Linked DNA regions of Homo sapiens: region 1 is linked to region 2. Evidence: read pairs that join two places in POLR2A ChIA-PET (ENCODE). Cell type or tissue: PC-9. All regions are shown on one strand. Each heading gives the region's core, and the rest is flanking DNA. Links, peaks and the distances in the headings are about the cores only.

Region 1 (2,914 bases), core at 142-2,641, 68 kb after region 2:
TTTGAACTCTTCTAGGGGCTGGCTGCCAGACTCAAAGCATTGTTTGCTTATGGGATGAACGTCTTAATGCAGGGAAACTGAATGGCCAGTTGTCATCAACCCAACCAAAGGGACTCCGCAAAAAAAGTAATGTTGTTGTTCTGTAATAGGTAAATGTCAGATAGTTCTATTCTCAATGGCAAGCTGATGAAGCCCACCCCAGTCCACACACTTTCTCTCCTGTTCAGAATCTGTTGCTAGGTGGGTGGCTCGGGCTGTTCTTCCTCTCCCTTCCTTGTTGCCCTCTCAGCCTCTGCAATGGGGCTGTGAGGAGACCAAACCCCATCAGCTCCTCCTTGGTATTTCCTCATTCCACCATTCAGAGCATTTCCCTGAACCTGTTTGCTGAGCATCTGGGCAAATATTTGGTGGGGAAAGTGATTTAATTTTTTTAATTGAGGTGAAATTCACATAACATAAAATTAACCTTATTTTTTTTTTTTCTGAGACAGAGTCTCACTCACTCTGTTGCCCAGGCTGGAGTGCAGTGGTGCAATCTCAGCTCACTGCCTCCTGGTTTCCAGTGATTCTCCTGCCTCAGCCTCCCGAGTAGCTGGGATTACAGGCACGTGCCACCATGCCAGGCTAATTTTTGTATTTTTAGTAGACATGGGGTTTCACCATGTTGGCCAGTCTGGTCTTGAACTCCTGACCTCAAGCAATCTGCCCGCCTTGGCTTCCCAAAGTGCTAGGATTACAGGCGTGAGCCACCGTGCCTGGCCAAATTAACCATTTTAAAGTGTACAATTCAGTGGCATTTGGTACATTCACAGTATTGTGCAACTTCCACCTCTATGTGGTTACAAAGCATTTTCTTCGCCCCTAGAGAAAACCCTGTACCCATGAAGCAGTTGGCTGTCAGCAATTTAAATTTAATTTTAAATTTTCACATTTTTAATTAAGCAAATTTAATTTCAAATTTGTCTCTTTAGAAATAGAGAGGCTCCCTCAAACTGCCCCTTGTGAGGCTGAAGTGAGGGGAATGAGAGAAATGGAAAGAGCAATTCTTGAGTTGAGTCAGTGGACAAGACTGGTTTCCAAACCTAATTGCAGATCTCTCACTGGTTTATAGGATTGAAGGCTATAGATTAAACGGCTCCAGAAAGACAGGTGTGTGCATGAAATGAGTCCCTGGTGATTGACAGAAGAGGGTTCACTTTAAGGCAGGGCTTACCAGGGAAAGTGGCAGAAGCTGCCAGACTATGCAAACAATGGGGAAGGGAGTCACAGGGCATGAAAGGGTCTTGTGAAGGGTGTAACCTGCTCACAGAGCACATTCTTGGGGACTAGGGTAAGAGAAGAGTCTACAAAAAGGAGCACAATGGGCTTGAGCTTCTGGGTTCAGAGGGAGCCGATGAATCACCTTGGGGAGGTGTCCCATTGCCCCTTGGCCAGTGAGAGCCTGAGATTTCCTGATTTACAGGAGTTGGTTCCTTCTCAGAGGAACACTTGACTCTCTCCTGTCTAGAGAGACCAATCCTCCTTATTGTATGTAAAATCTGGTGCAACTGCATTTTTGGAGACCACTGGTACTTCCTGCAGTGACTTGCTTGCAGCAGTTTTCTTTATTCTCCAGCTGGTTCCAGCTTCTTTTAATCTCTAGTTGTTTTCAGCAGTCCCTAGCTCACCACAAAGCCAGAAGCTTCCCAGTTTGGAACAGAGTTGCAGGGGTAATCCTCTTTGTTCAAGATTTGGGAGTTAACTGTTGGGCCAATGCCCCCTTTATTGCAAAGTTTGCAAGGAAAAGAACAAAGGAAGAGGAAGATCCACTGGGACAGTTGGAGCTGCCAGGTGGCACAGAGCTGTACAGTCCTTCACTGAACAAATGTTTATTGAGGGCATGCTGGCACAAGGCACTGCTGTAGAAGATGCAAGTGGTTATAGCCCACCCTGAGCTACTGCATTTTATGTGCCAGGCACTGTTCTTGGGGCTTTGCTTATATTCACTTATACTGAAGGACAACAGCCCAGTGATTATTTATGGGAAAGTGAGCTTTTCCCACCCTTGCCTCAGGGTGGCGGTTGCCCAAAAGTGGGGTTCGTCCTGTGTCCATGCCTCCTTACCTGCCACCTCAACCACCAAAAGGAACTGAACCTCCCCTGCTACTCCAGCTCATGTGCAATAATCACAGAACACAAGGAAGTTAGGGTAACAAGAGCAGAAAAGTGGAAAAACAAATACCTCTACCCCTCTGCACAGATGCTGTGTCTGCCTCACAAATATCTTTAACCTCCATCATCTCATCATTGCTCCCTTGCCCCATGGATGGAAGCAGTTGTCCCCTCTGTCTAGCTTTACAGACACTTTGCTCAAGCATCAGAGCAGATACAGTATTCAAATGGGATGCCCTGAATAATATGTCTTCTTTAGGCATCAGGCAGGAATGTCTGAAGATGAAAAACCCTAAAACAAGTGCACAAGGGCCTTGTTGATGTTTCTAAGAATAGCGCTGGGAGAATCTCCTTGGCCTAGCCTGGAAAGTCATCATTCATCCTGGGTTGCGGGGATGAAGAATCCTGCCAGTGTCATTCTATATACTCTTTTCTGATAAAGATACTTTGTTAAATGTAACTCAGTGCAATTTGATTTTATATCCTTAAAAGATTTCTTTCATATGAACAAATCCACAAGGTAAAAAAAAAAAAAGTTTTGGCCGGATGCAGTGGCTCATTCCCGTAATCCCAGAACTTTAGGAGGCTGAGGTGGGAGGATCACGAGGTCAGGAGATCAAGACCAGCCTGGCCAACATGGTAAAACCCGACTCTACTAAAAATACAAAAATTAGCAGGACGTGGTAGTGTGTGCCTGTAATCCCAGCTACTCGGGAGGCTGAGGCAGGAGAATCTCTTGAACCAGAGAGTTGGAGGTTGCAGT
Region 2 (2,914 bases), core at 258-2,757:
TGCCTCCAGGCTTTAAGCAATTCTCCTGCCTCAGCCTCCTGAGTAGCTGGGATTACAGGTGCACACCACCACACACGGCTAATTTTTTTTATTTTTAGTAGGGATGGGGTTTCACCATGTTGGTCAGGCTGGTCTCGAACTCCTGAACCTGTAATCTGCCTACCTCAGCCTCCCAAAGTGCTGGGATTACAGGCGTGAGCCACTGTGACCGGCCTGCAGTGTTTTTTAAATGTTTTCCTTCCTCTCTCCTTCCATTGCCCTAGTTCAAGCCTTCATCATCCTCACCTGAACTGTTTATATACATTCTAATCCTGCTTTGGCACCTTCTGCTCCTCCCCTTTCCCATCAGATTTGGTTCTCTAAAACACAGATATGATCGCATCATTTCCCTTGCTTAAAAATCTTCAAGGTTCCTAGCTCCTAAGGGCAAGTCCACGTCCTACAACAAGACATTCAAGGCCTTTCACCACCTGGTTCAAATTTACTTTTCGAGCCCCATCTCCCATCATATGCTAGATCCTTGGCCACCATGCATTGAATAAAAAAAATGGTTTGGTTTGTCTTAATGTTTTGTCCCATGCTTGTAGTAGCTGGAGTTTATTGCCAGGGCCCCAAAATGAAAACACACTGGTTCTTGACCGGGTAAATGCAGAGGCATGGCTACCCTGAGTTGTCAATCTGGGTCCTACAAAGGATCCCAAATACTAACTGTGTGAGCTGTGGTCAGTCCTGTGGGTCACCTCACTTCTTCAGGCCTAGCTTTCCTCATTAATACCATGAGGCTTAGATGACTTCAGGATTACCCTCCAGCATTAAAGGAGGATGCATAAGATGTGCAAACTCACCAAGCCAGACTCCATGGGCTGTGGAACCTTGGTGCATTTCCCCGGTACTAACTGACCTCCCAGTTCTGTCTGTCCGGAGCTGTTATCTCATCCAGGGATGACCTCAGACCCTGGGAGAACTGACTCATACTGCCTAGACTCGGACAAGTCAGATTTGTTCCAGAAAGCTCTTTCATTAGTATGCAGTAGCAGGAAAACTTTCATATGCTTTCCAGAACACCTTTTCCCTAGATTAATGGTATATGCCTGTTCATATACTCTCTAGATCTTTTTTCCTCTGGGTAAGTCAAATGAGTTATCAAGATATTGTATGGACATACAGATTCAGAACACGAAGGCCTCATGATCCAGAGGCTATTGTTTCCAGGTTGTGATCAGGCCTGATGAATTCCTTTTGTTCTATGTGTCTGTTAGGAGGGCTCGATGGCAAGCAACAGAAAATAACTGGCTGCTTAAAGCAAGAAGGAGGATTCTTGTGAAGATTATGGGCAGCTCATGGAGGATTTCCCTAACCACCCTGTCTGGTGTGGCCTCCCCAGCTGGGCTCCATCACCTACCTTGCTGATTTCTTTCACAGCTCTTGTGTAGTCTGAAACTGCCTTGTTCACTTGTTTGTTATCAGTCTTCCTCCTTAGACTACATACTCCATGCAGGCAGGGACATTGTCATTCTTGCTCATTGCTTTATCACCAGACTTAGGACAGTGCCCAGCACACATGGTACGCTCAGAATTATTTGTGGGATGACTAAATGAGTAGAAAGGAAGAGCTGAAATGTTAAGCCCTGGAAATGATTGGAGATAAGCAAGAGCAGTGGCAGGAACTCCTGGACCATCTTTTTAGGCGTTGCCATGCCATGACTTAACTAACTGCACTTGTCCCTCTGTGTTTCTGCTCCAGGTTTACATGCCTAGAATAGAGAATTAGTTGGCCCAGATGAGCATCATGTGCCCACTCTAGAGGCCATGAGGTTGGAGTCTTGGGAGGGGCTGCAGAGCACAGCCTCACATGGAAGGTAGGCGGTAGATCAAAGAAATGGCTACCAGGCAGATGTCCACTGCCTTCCAGCATAGTGGTCACTTTTCTTAGATACCTGTCCGTTGGATATAGCAATTCTGCTCCCTAGATAAATCTCTGTAAAATGTGTCCATGGACTCAGTTTTCTTGTCTCCATGAGTTCCACCTAAATGGGACTCACCTACTTAAAAGGTCTCCCTATTTTGCCCAGGCTGGGCTTGAACTCACATCCTCCCACCTCAGCCTCCCCAGTAGCTGCTCAAAGAAGACAGGCATGCTCAGGGCCTGCTGACGTGATCCAAGCACTCCCTGCCTAGCATATCCCACTACATCTTTTAATACATTTGTTTCTTATTTTCTAGCTCATGAATAAAACATACGACTACTTTACATTTGAAAAAGGTATGTTTTCACTTAACCCAAATTCCTTGTTTTCTGTAAACCCACATTTGGATGACTTCATTGTGGCTGATGCTCTTCACTGTCTACCCAAGGGCCTCTTGGGGCTGCCACTCACTAAGCCCCAGGGATGAATCATAAGGGAAGCCTCTTACTCCTTTGCCCATGGTTAGATTAGAGGTAAGATGTAACCCAGCTCTGGGATATGAGAAATCATGGACAGTCTGCTGAGGGCTTCTGGAAGGACTTTCCTCCCCGATGAGAGAATCATATGGAGAGAAGGGGTTTTTGTAACTACCCCTTCCTCTTCCTTCATTCTTGATGGGGTTGCCTGCATGTGAGGATATGATATTTGGAGCTGTGGCAAATGTGAAGTAATAAACATGGGAACAAAAGCCAACATGCAGAGGATGGCTGAGGTGGAAGAATATAAAGATCTGGGTTTTTGGACTTAATTAAACTAAAAAGCTTCTGCACAACAAAAGAAATAATCAGCTGAGTAAACAGACAACCCATGGGGGAAAATCTTCACAATCTATACATCTGACAAAGGACTAATATCCAGAATCTACAAAGAACACAAACAAATCAGCAAGAAAAAAACAATCCCATCAAAATGTGCACTAAGGATGTAAATAGACAATTCTCAAAAGA

What was found. Peaks named below come from ENCODE experiments on the same cell type or tissue, not always from the same donor. Only the 100,000 strongest peaks of a DNase experiment are listed, where the experiment ranks them.
Region 1: POLR2A ChIA-PET joins it to region 2 with 5 read pairs; 5 of 35 experiments call an interaction of 5 or more read pairs at or near these places.

The regions. Positions count from the first base shown.
Region 1 is chr12:96,072,009-96,074,922 of GRCh38, reverse strand. No RefSeq gene overlaps it. Among named protein-coding and RNA genes, the nearest start is that of TRD-GTC2-8, 37 kb to the right of the region's middle. In PC-9, for the core only: no CTCF peak of the experiment used is centred there; DNase peaks (open chromatin) are centred at 342, 812 and 1,362; H3K4me3 peaks cover 1,957 bases; H3K27ac peaks cover 2,500 bases.
Region 2 is chr12:96,139,745-96,142,658 of GRCh38, reverse strand. No RefSeq gene overlaps it. Among named protein-coding and RNA genes, the nearest start is that of LINC02452, 31 kb to the left of the region's middle. In PC-9, for the core only: no CTCF peak of the experiment used is centred there; no DNase peak of the experiment used is centred there.